Regions from separate parts of the Homo sapiens genome. Here region 1 is linked to region 2. Evidence: chromatin loops called from intact Hi-C (ENCODE). Cell type or tissue: heart left ventricle. All regions are shown on one strand. Each heading gives the region's core, and the rest is flanking DNA. Links, peaks and the distances in the headings are about the cores only.

What was found. Peaks named below come from ENCODE experiments on the same cell type or tissue, not always from the same donor. Only the 100,000 strongest peaks of a DNase experiment are listed, where the experiment ranks them.
Region 1: a loop joins it to region 2, with 8 times the contacts of the local background. A loop is called at or near these places in 17 of 110 quality-filtered maps.

The regions. Positions count from the first base shown.
Region 1 is chr19:3,124,253-3,129,565 of GRCh38, forward strand. LOC124904615 (a long non-coding RNA gene) reads right to left here and starts at 2,379. Exons shown (of 3, transcript XR_007067092.1): 1 at 1,356-2,379; 2 at 346-1,215; 3 at 60-156. In heart left ventricle, for the core only: CTCF peaks have their summits at 1,920 (motif pointing left) and 2,136 (motif pointing right); a DNase peak (open chromatin) is centred at 1,899.
Region 2 is chr19:2,959,855-2,965,225 of GRCh38, forward strand. No RefSeq gene overlaps it. Among named protein-coding and RNA genes, the nearest start is that of TLE6, 15 kb to the right of the region's middle. In heart left ventricle, for the core only: a CTCF peak has its summit at 2,417 (motif pointing right); no DNase peak of the experiment used is centred there.

The sequences.
Region 1 (5,313 bases), core at 1-5,000, 160 kb after region 2:
CTGGGGACAAGGGAGTGAGACGGGGAGGAGCCCAGGTCCCAGGCCAGCCTGCCCCTCACCTTCCAGGGCACCTGTGGGGACATCATGCCCTCCGGGCCTCCGTTTCTGTAAGCTGCGGATGTGGGACCTCTGCAGCCTTCCTTCAGTTATTTTTTCCTTTTGAAAAAAAATTGTAAAATACAGATAAATTTCTAAGTGCACAGCTCAGCGGCATTAAGTGTATCCACACGGTTGTGCAGCCATCACCACCATCCTCTCCAGAACTTGTATCTCCCCAAATTGAAACTCTGTCCCCATGAAACACTCCCCGTCCCCCTCCCCAGCCCCTGGCACCCCCCATCCTACCTTTTGTCTCCCTGAATCTGACAGCTCTATGGACCTCCTAGGAGTGGAACCATGCGGGGTGTGTCCTTCTGTGTCTCTGGCATCTCTCACTGAGCATGATGTCCTCAAGGTGCATCCACGCTGAAGCCCATGTCCGGATTCCCTTCCTTTTCGTGGTTCAGTAATATTCCACTGTGTGGATGGGCCACGCTGTGTTGATCCATCTATCATCGATGGACGTCTGGGTGGTTTCCACCTTGTGGCTGTTGGCAGTCGTGCCGCTGTGCACCTGCGTGTGCAAGCTTCTGTTTGAGTCCCTCCTGTCTGTCCTCGTGTGTGTGCATCCAGAGGTAGCATTGCTGGGTCCTCTGGTCTTTCTTTTTTTGGATGCACCTTGAGGAGTCTCGCTCTGTCGCCAGGCTGGAATGCAGTGGCGCGATCTCGGCTCACTGCAGCCTCCACCTCCCGGGTTCAACCAATTCTCCTGCCTCAGCCTCCTGAGTAGCTGGGACTACAGGTGCCTGCCATCACGCCCGGCTAATTTTTGTATTTTTAGTAGAGATGGGGTTTCACCATGTTGGCCAGGATGGTCTCCATCTTGACCTCATGATCCTCCCACCTCGGCCTCTCAAAGTGCTGGGATTACAGGCGTGGACCACCGCGCCCGGCCTCTATTTTAATTTTTTGGGGAGCTGCCCGACTTTTCCACAGCAGCTGTGCCATGTCACATCCCGCCAGCTGTGCACAAGGGTGCGATTTCCCCACATCCTCTTTCAGTTTCATTGAGTCCGATAGGCCTGTCCGTCAGGCTTAAGGCCCCTTGCTGTGCCCGATGCTGCCCCAGATACTACAGTGCAGCAGAGAAGGTGGCACTTACCAGCACGACTTCACCTAGGAAGAGAAATGGAGCAGGGAAGTGGGACAGGATGGGGAGATGGTGGCTGTTGCTTTTCTTTTCTTTTTTTTTTTTTTTGAGTTGGGGTCTAGCTCTGTCACCCAGGCTGGAGTGCAGTGGTGCGGTCTCAGCTCACCTCAACCTCTGCCTCCTGGGTTCAAGCGATTCTCCTCCCTCAGCCTCCCGAGTAGCTGGGACTACAGGCGCCCACCACCACACCCGGCTAATTTTTGTACTTTTAGTAGAGACGGGGTTTCACCATGTTGGCCAGGCTTGTCTCAAACTCCTGACCTCTGGTGATCCGCCCGCCTTGGCCTCCCAAAGTGCTGGGATTATAGGCGTGAGCCACAGCGCCCAGCCAATGGTGGCTGATTCTGGTGGGCTGTTCCTGGTGGGCTGTACAGGAAAAGCCTGATAAAGTGGTGCGTGAGTAGCATCCTGGGAGACAGGAAGGGAAGGAGCCATGCTGTGGCCTGAGGGTGAGCCAGGCAGAGGCACAGCTTGTGCAAAGGTCCTGGGGCAGGACCATGCCTGATGTGTTGGAGGAGCAGCGAGGAGGCCCGTGTGGTTGGAGCGGAGGGAGGGGGGGAGGGCAGGGAGGGTTGGTCTTTTACCCTCAGAGGGAGGTGGGAGCCCTGGAGGGACGCAGGCAGAGCAGAGACAGGACCTGACAGGTGCTCACAGGCGGCCTCTGGTGGCTGCTGCTGGGAGGACAGACGGGTGAGGGCGGGAGCCAGGGGACAAGGCTGGTGCAGGTGGCAATGATAGGTGTGGATCAGATGGCAGAAGCAGAGGTGGGTGAGTCAGCTAAGGGGCGTTGAGTGCTGGGGGGAGCTGGGCCCGGCATGGATATCGCAGGTGCATATAGTGCCCCCAGTGGCCAGCAGGAGTCGCCCCAGACAGCTCCTTGCCTGCCCCTAGCCCCCTGCCCATCCTAAAAGGAAAACCGAGGCACAGAGGGTGAGCGTCTTGCCTGAGGCAGCTTGCCCTGACGGCTGGCCAGTCCTTCCTAGGTCCTGACAACAGCCCTAGCCTGTTCAGCTGGGCAGGCAGCTCCAGCACCCCCCGCAGAATCCATAGGACCCGGAGCAAAATGAAAACACAGGGTCCCTGTTTAAAAATTCCGAGGAGGCCGGGTGCAGTGGCTCATGCCTGTTATTCCAGCACTTTGGGAGGCCGAGGCGGGCGGATCGTTTGAGGTCTGGAGTTCAAGACCAGCCTGGCCTACATAGCGAAACCTCGTCTCTACTTAAAATTCAAAAAATTAGCCGGGTGTGGTGGCGCATGCCTGTAGTCCCAGCTACTTGGGAGGCTGAGGCACAATGATCGTTTGAACCTGGGAGGCAAAGGTAGCAGTGAGCCGAGATGATGCCACTGCACTCTAGCCTGGGCGAAGAAGTGAGACTCCTCAAGATAAATAAATAAACAAATAGGCCAGGTGCAGTGGCTCATACCCATCTCTACTAAAAATACAAAAATTAGTCGGGCGTGGTGGCTCACGCCTCTAATCCCAGCATTTTGGGAGGCTGAGGTGGGTGGATCACTTGAGGTCAGGAGTTCGAGACCAGCCTGGTCAACAAGGTGAAACTCCGTCTCTACCAAAAATACAAAAATTAGCTGGGTGTGGTGGCGGGCGCCTGTAGTCCCAGCTACTCAGGAGGTTGAGGCAGGAGAATCGCTTGAACCCGGGAGGCAGAGGTTTCAGTGAGCCAAGATCGTGTCATTGCACTCCAGCCTGGGTGACAGAGTGAAACTTTCTCTAAAAAAAAAGGTGGCTGGGAGTGGTGGCTCACGCCTGTAATCCCAGCACTTTGGGAAGCCGAGGCGGGCGGATCACGAGGTCAGGAGATTGAGACCATCCTGACTAACACTATGAAACCCGGTCTCTGCTAAAAATACAAAAAATTAGCCGGGTGTGGTGGCGGGTGCCTGTAGTCCCAGCTACTTGGGAGGCTGAGGCAGGAGAATGGCATGGACCGGGGAGGCAGAGCTTGCAGTGAGCCAAGATCGCACCACTGCACTCCAGCCTGGGCAACAGGGTGAGACTCTGTGTCAAAAAAAAAAAAAAAAAGCAAAATCTTAGAGTTATTGGAAGTGTAAATTGGTGCATGCACTTTGGCAAAAGATAGTTAATATCTAGGAAATACTTTATAACCCAGCAATTCTACCATTGGGTATTTACCTACAGAAAGCCACACATATAATCACAAAAGACATGTACCAAATGCCCATAGCTGCCCTATTCATTACAGCCCCAAACTAAAATTTAACCAAATGCCCATCAACAGTAGAATGGATGAATAGATTGTAGTTTATTTATCCAGAGGAATAGTCTATGACAATCAGGATTAATGAACCACAACCATGTACACAATATGAGTTAATCACACAAACATCACGTGGAATGATAGAAGCCAGATGTACCTGAACTCATTTTATGTAATTCTGTGTGCATAAAGTTCAAAACTGGCAAAAATTCACCATGATTTTGAGGATTTTTTTTTTTTTTTTTTTTTTGAGATGGAGTCTTGCTCTGTTGCTCAGGCTGGAGTGCAATGGTGCAATCTCGGCTTACTGCAACCTCTGCCTCCCAGGTTCAAGTGATTCTCCTGTCTCAGCCTCCTGAGTAGCTGGAATTACAGGCACCTGCCACCACATCTGGCTAATTTTTGTATTTTAGTAGTGACAGGGTTTCTCCATGTTGTCCAGGCTGGTCTTGAACTCCTGACCTCAGGTGATCCACCTGCCTCAGCTTCCCAAATTTTTGGGATTACAGCTGTGAGCCACTGCGCCTGGCCTGAAAGGTCTAATATTTTAAGCTTCTACTCCCAAGAAATTAGAAAGAGAAGAGCAAACTAAACACAAACTAAAGAGAAAATAATAGAATAGAAATCAATGGAATAAAAAATAGAAAAACAGTATAGAAAAATCAATAAAGCCATAAGCTGGTTCTTTGAAAAAAATTAATGAAATTGATAAACCTTTAGTCTAGATTCACCCTCCAGAGAGAAAAAGAAATTACCAGCAACAGGCACAAAGGAGGGGATATCATTACTCACCCTAAAGAAATTTAAAGGATAATAAGGGAATACTACAAATAAGTGTATGCACATAAATTTGACAACTTAAAGGAAATGGACCAATTTCTCGAGAGACACAAGCTACCAAAACTCACTCAGGAAGAAACAGAAAACCTGAACAGTCCTATACGTATTAAAGAAACAGAATTTGAAGTTAAAGTCTTCTAAAGAATAAAACATTTGGGAGGCTAAGGCGGGTGGATCACGAGGTCAGGAGATCAAGACCATTCCGGCTAACGCGGTGAAACCTCGTCTCTACTAAAAATACGAAAAAATTAGCTGGGCATGGTGGTGGGTGCCTGTAGTCCCAGCTATTTGGGAGGTTGATATAGGAGAATGGCGTGAACCCGGGAGGCAGAGCTTGCAGTGAGCCAAGATCATGCCACTGCACTCCAGCCTGGGTGACAGAGCGAGACTCTGTCTCAAACAACAACAACAATAAAAAATGAAAAATAAAATAAAACTTTAGGCCCAGATGGTTTTAGTGGTGAATCCTATCAAACATTTAAAGAAAAAATAACATCAAATTCTTCACAATCTGTTTCAGAAAATAGAAGAGGATGGAATACTTCCCAACTCATTTTAAGAGGCCAGTATTATCCTGATACCAAAATTAAAGACAGTACAGGGAAATTACAGATCAGTATACTCAAAAACATAGATACTAAAATCCTTAACAAAATATTAGCAAGTGAAATAATGAAATCCAGTGATATACAGAAAGAAAACCACCTCACCACCAGGTGGCATTTATCCCAGGAATACAAGACAAGCTCAACATTGGAAAATCAGTCAATATAACTTGCCATATTAACAGACGAAAGAAAAACTACATGATCATATCAATAGATAAAGAAAATACATTTGATACAATTCAACTTTCATTCATGATAAAAATTCTAAGCAAATTAGGAGTAGAAAGGAACTTCCTCAACCTGATAAAGGGCATCTGTAACAAACCACAGCTAAACAACAACAACAAAAATACTATTGGCCAGGTGTGGTGTCTCATGC
Region 2 (5,371 bases), core at 79-5,078:
ATGAGTATCAGCAGAGGAGGGACGGGATCTTACCTAACTTTTTTTTTGAGTCTCTACAAAAAATACAAAAATTAGGGGAGCATGGTGGTACACACCTGTTGTTCCAGCTACTTGGGCAGGGCTGAGGCAGGAGGACTGCTTGAACCTGGGAGGTTGAGGCTGCAGTGAGCTATGATCGTGCCACTGCACTCCAGCCTGGGCAACAGAGCAAGACCCTGTCTCAAATAAGAAGACAGAGAGCGGGCAGCGAGATGGGGGGCAGGGTGGGGGTGTAGCAAAGCTCCGTCCTCTATTATTGCATGGAATCAAAAATCACCATTGCAAATCCAAAAATAGAACGCTGAGCTTTAGTTTTTTTTTTTTTTTTTTTTTTTTTTTTTTTAGACAAGGTCTCGCTCTGTAACCCAGGCTGGAGTGCAGTGACACAATCTTGGCTCACTGCAACCTCAGCCTCCCAGTTTCAAGAGATTGTCCTGCCTCAGCCTGTTGACTACCTGGGATTACAGGCATGCGCGACCATGCCCGGCTAATTTTTGTTTTGTTTCGTTTTGAGATGGAGTCTTGCTCTTGTCACCCAAGTTGGAATGCAGTGGCACGATCTCGGCTCACTGCAACCTCCGACTCCCGGGTTCAAGCAATTTTCCTGCCTCAGCCTCCCGAGTAGCTGGGATTAGAGGTGCGCGCCATCACTCCCGGCTAATTTTTTTATTTTTAGTAGAGACGGGGTTTCGCCATGTTGGCCAGGCTGGTCTCGAACTCCTGACCTCAGATGATCCGCCTGCCTCCGCCTCCCAAAGTGCTGGGATTACAGGCGTGAGCCACCGTGCCCGGCCCTAATTTTTATATTTTTAGTAAAGGTGGGTTTCACCGTGTTGGCCAGGCTGATCACCATGTTGGCCACTCCTGGGCTCAAGTGATCCTCCTGCCTCAGCCACCCAAAGTGCTGGGATTACAGGCGAGAGTCACCGTGCCCGGCCTGAGCTTTAGTATTGAGAGTAGCAGTTCTTGGCCGGGCGCGGTGGCTCACGCCTGTAATCCCAGCACTTTGGGTGGCTGAGGCGGGCGGATCATGAGCTCAGGAGATCTAGACCATCCTGGCTAACACGGTGAAACCCCGTCTCTACTAAAAACATAAAAAAATTAGCCGAGCCTGGTGGCGGGCGCCTGTAGTCCCAGCTACTTGGGAGGCTGAGGCAGGAGAATGGCGTGAACCCGGGAGGCGGAGCTTGCAGTGAGCCGAGATCGCGCCACTGCACTCCAGCCTGGGAGACAGCGAGACTCCGTCTCAAAAAAAAAAAAAAAAAGAGAGTAGCGGTTCTCAAACCGTGGTTCCCTGAGTGGCGGCAGCAGCATTGTCACCTGGGAGCTTGCTAGGAATGCACGTTTTCAGGCCCCAGGCCCAGATTTGCTGCCTGAAAAAGTCTTAGGTTGGGGGTCCACAATCTGAGTTTTAACACCCCCCGCCCCAGGTAATTGTGATGCACACTCAAATTTAAGAACCACTGACTTAAAGATATGAAAGTCTTTGGGAGGCTGAGGTGGGAGGATCGCTTGAGGCCAGGAGTTCAAGGCCACTCTGAGCAACACAGCGAGACCCCATCTTTGCAAAAAGAGAAACAAAAACAGAAGAGGCCGGCCGTGGTGGCTCATGCCTGTCATCCCAGCACTTTGGGAGGCCGAGACGGGCGGATCAGGAGTTCGAGACCAGCCTGACCAACATGGTGAAACCCTGTCTCTACTAAAAATACAAAAATTATCCGGGCATGGTGGCGCCTGTCTGTAATCCCAGCTGCTCAGGAGGCTGAGGCAGGAGAATTACTTGAACCCGGGATGCGGAGGTTGCAGTGAGCCAAGATCGCACCACTGCACTCCAGCCTGGGCGACAGAGCGAGACTTCGTCTGAAAACAACAACAAACAGACAAGAGGAACATTCTTCTGATGAGGGAAATTTCCTTCTTTCTTTCTTTCTTTTTTTGATACGGATTCTGTCGCCCAGGCTGGAGTGCAGTGGCGCCATCTCAGCTCATTGCAAGCTCCGCCTCCTGGGTTCACGCCATTCTCCTGCCCCAGCCTCCCGAGTAGCTGGGACTACAGGCGCCCGCCACCACACCCGGCTTATTTTTTTGTATTTTTAGTAGAGACGGGGGTTTCACCCTGTTAGCCGGGATGGCCTTGATCTCCTGACCTCGTGATCCGCCCGCCTCGATCTCCCAAAGTGCTGAGATTCCAGGCGTGAGCCACCACACCCGGCCTAGTGATGGAAATTTTCTAAAATTGGATTGTGGTTATGGTTGTGCAGTTGGACACATTTGCTAAAAGTCATTGAACAATATGCTTTAAATGTATGACGTCATCTTATGTAAATTACGTCAACGAAGCGCTCATATAACATTTGACCTGTAGGGGGTAGCAGAGACCATAAGTTCAATTCAGAACAGCCCCTCCCTGCCTTGAGAGTCTCAATGGGATGAACCCATCCCTTTCACTTAGGAGTCCTGATTGGAATGAAGAATTGGGCAGCTGGGAATTTCCCCTCAATAGCCTAAAATGCCTTGTTTAACTAACTGTGGCCACACTCAGTTCTAAATTTATACCAATTAGCTGGGGGAGTTGAGTCTCTTGACCACGGAACCAGGAGAAGCCACATCCCCTCTCCAAGCCCGGAAGAGATGGTTCTCTTCTTTTTTTTTTTTTTTTTTAAATGGAGTCTCACTCCATCGCCCAGGTTGGAGTACAGTGGCATGATCTCGGCTCACTGCAGCCTCCGCCTCCTGGGTTCAAGAAATTCTCCTGTCTCAGCCTCCCGAGTGGCTGGGACTACAGGTGCCCACCACCACGCCCAGCTAATTTTTGTATTTTTAGTAGAGACAGGGTTTCACCTTGTTGGTCAGGCTGGGCTTGAATTCCTGACCTTAGGTGATCCACCCGCCTCAGCCTCCCAAAGTGCTGGGATGACAGGCGTGAGCCACCGCGCCTGGCCTTCTTTTTTTTTTTTTTTTTTTGAGACAGAGTCTCCCTCTGTCACCCAGGCTGGAGTGTGGTGGTGCAATCTTGGCTCACTGCAACCTCCACCTTCCAAGTCCAAGCGATTCTCCTGCCTCAGCCTCCCAAGGAGCTTGGATTACTGACATGCACCACCATGCCTGGCTCATTTTTGTATTTTTAGTAGAGATGGGGTTTCACCATGTTGGCCAGGCTGGTCTCGAAATTCCGACCTCAGGTGATTTGCAAGCGTCAGCCTCCCAAAGTGCTGGGATTACAGGCTTGAGCCACTGCACCTGGCCCGAGGGGATGGTTCTTAAAGGGTAAAATGTAAACTACGATCCACAGCTTGACCTTCAAAAGACTCCAATCCTTTACTTTCTTTTTTTGTTTTTTATTTATTTATTTTTTGTAGAGATGGGATCTTGCTATGTTGCCCAGCTGGTCTCGAACTCCTAGGCTCAAGCAAGCCTCCTGCCACAGCCTCCAGAGTAGCTGGGACTGAGGGTGTGAGCTACCATAACTGGCCTTGATGGGAACCAGTGTCCAGAGGAAGTGCAGGGCCCCATCAGGCCCAGGCATGCCATAGGGGCAAAGCTAGCGTGGACCCTCGCAACTGAGACATCCAAGGAAAGCAGACACCAAAAAACATGCATGTGGGTGGGTTAAAGTGCTCCCCACTCTGGCCAGGCACGGTGGCTCACTCCTGTAATCCCAGCACTTTGGGAGGCTGAGGCGGGTGGATCACTTGAGGTCAGGAGTTCAAGCACAGGCTGGCCAACATGGTGAAACCCTGTCTCTACTAAAAATACAAAAATTAGCCGGGCATGGTGGCGCGCACCTGTAATCCCAGCTACTCAGGAGGCTGAGGCAGGGCAATTGCTTGAACCTGGGAGACGGAGACTGCAGTGAGCCGAGATCACGCCACTGAACTCCAGCTTGGGCGACAGAGCGAGACTCCATCTTAAAAAAAAAAAAAAGTTCTCCCCACTCAGTCATCTCCTTCTAGCAATAATTTACAGAGCCCGTCCAGGACAGACAAGGAAGAATGAAACAAACAAGAAAATATCACAGGGTGGTGGGACGATTAGGAAAACTCGGGAAAGATGGAGTGATTTAAATCAGAGAAGTGTCTGCTGGGTGCGATGGTTCACACCTGTAATCCCAGCACTTTGGGAGGCTGAGGCAGGGGGATCACCTGAGGTCAGGAGTTTGAGACCAGCCTGGCCAACATGGCAAAACCCCATCTCTACTAAAAAAAAAAGTAGACTGGGCGTGATGGCTCATGCCTGTAATCCCAGCACTTAGGGAGGCCGAGGCAGGCGGATCATGAGGTCAGGAGATCGAGACCATCCTGGCTAACACGGTGAAACCCCGTCTCTACTAAAAATACAAAAAAAAAAAAAAATTAGCCGGGCATGGTGGCAGGTGCCTGTAGTCCCAGCTACTTGGGAGGCTGAGGCAGGAGAATGGCGTGAATCCAGGAGGCGGAGCTTGCAGTGAGCCGAGATTGCGCCACTGCACTCCAGCCTGGGCGACAGAGCGAGACTCCATCTCAAAAACAAAACTAAACAAAACAAAAATTAGCTGGGCATGATAGTGCGCCCCTGTAATCTCAGCTACTCAGGAGGCTGAGGCAGGATAATCACTTGAACCCAGGAGGCAGAGGTTGCAGTGAGCCAAGATCACACCACTGCGCTCCAGCCTGGGCAAAAGAGAGAGACCCTGGGTCTCAAAATAAATAAATAAATAAATAAATAAATACAATAAGAGAAACATCACTGAGAAGAGATTTGTTAATTGAATTCTGGATGACAGAGGGTGTTCGATTGAAGAGGGGATAAAGAAAGACTCAAACACCCAGGAGTTCGAGACCAGCTTGTGCAATATAGGGAGACCCTGTCTCTGCAAAAACAAACAAAAATTACCTGGGCGTGGTGGCAGGGGACTGTAGTTCCAGTTACGCAGGAGGCTGAGGCCAGAGGATCGCTCGGGCCTGGAAGTTTGAGGCTGCAGTTAGCTGTGATCACCCTACTGCACTTAGCCTGTGAGTCTCAGTCCCTGTCTCAAAAAAAAAAAAAAAAATAGAGGCTTGAACATGAATAATTATTCATCAGTGACCCTATGTTGAACCAACAAAGCTGCCCCCTGATTCTGGACCATCAGAAACTGTGAGATAATAAATGTTGATTGTTTCAACAATTCGTGTAAATGGCCCAGCAAGTTTAGGGGCAATTTGTTACACAGCAATAGCTAACTAATGTCTCTGGATTTCTTTTGAGAGGAAAGCCAGGTCCAGGAGATTCAAAACCCACTTCTTTTTTTTTTTTTTTTTTTTTTGAGGTGGAGTCTCACTCTGTCACCCGGGCTGGAGTACAGTGGTGGGAG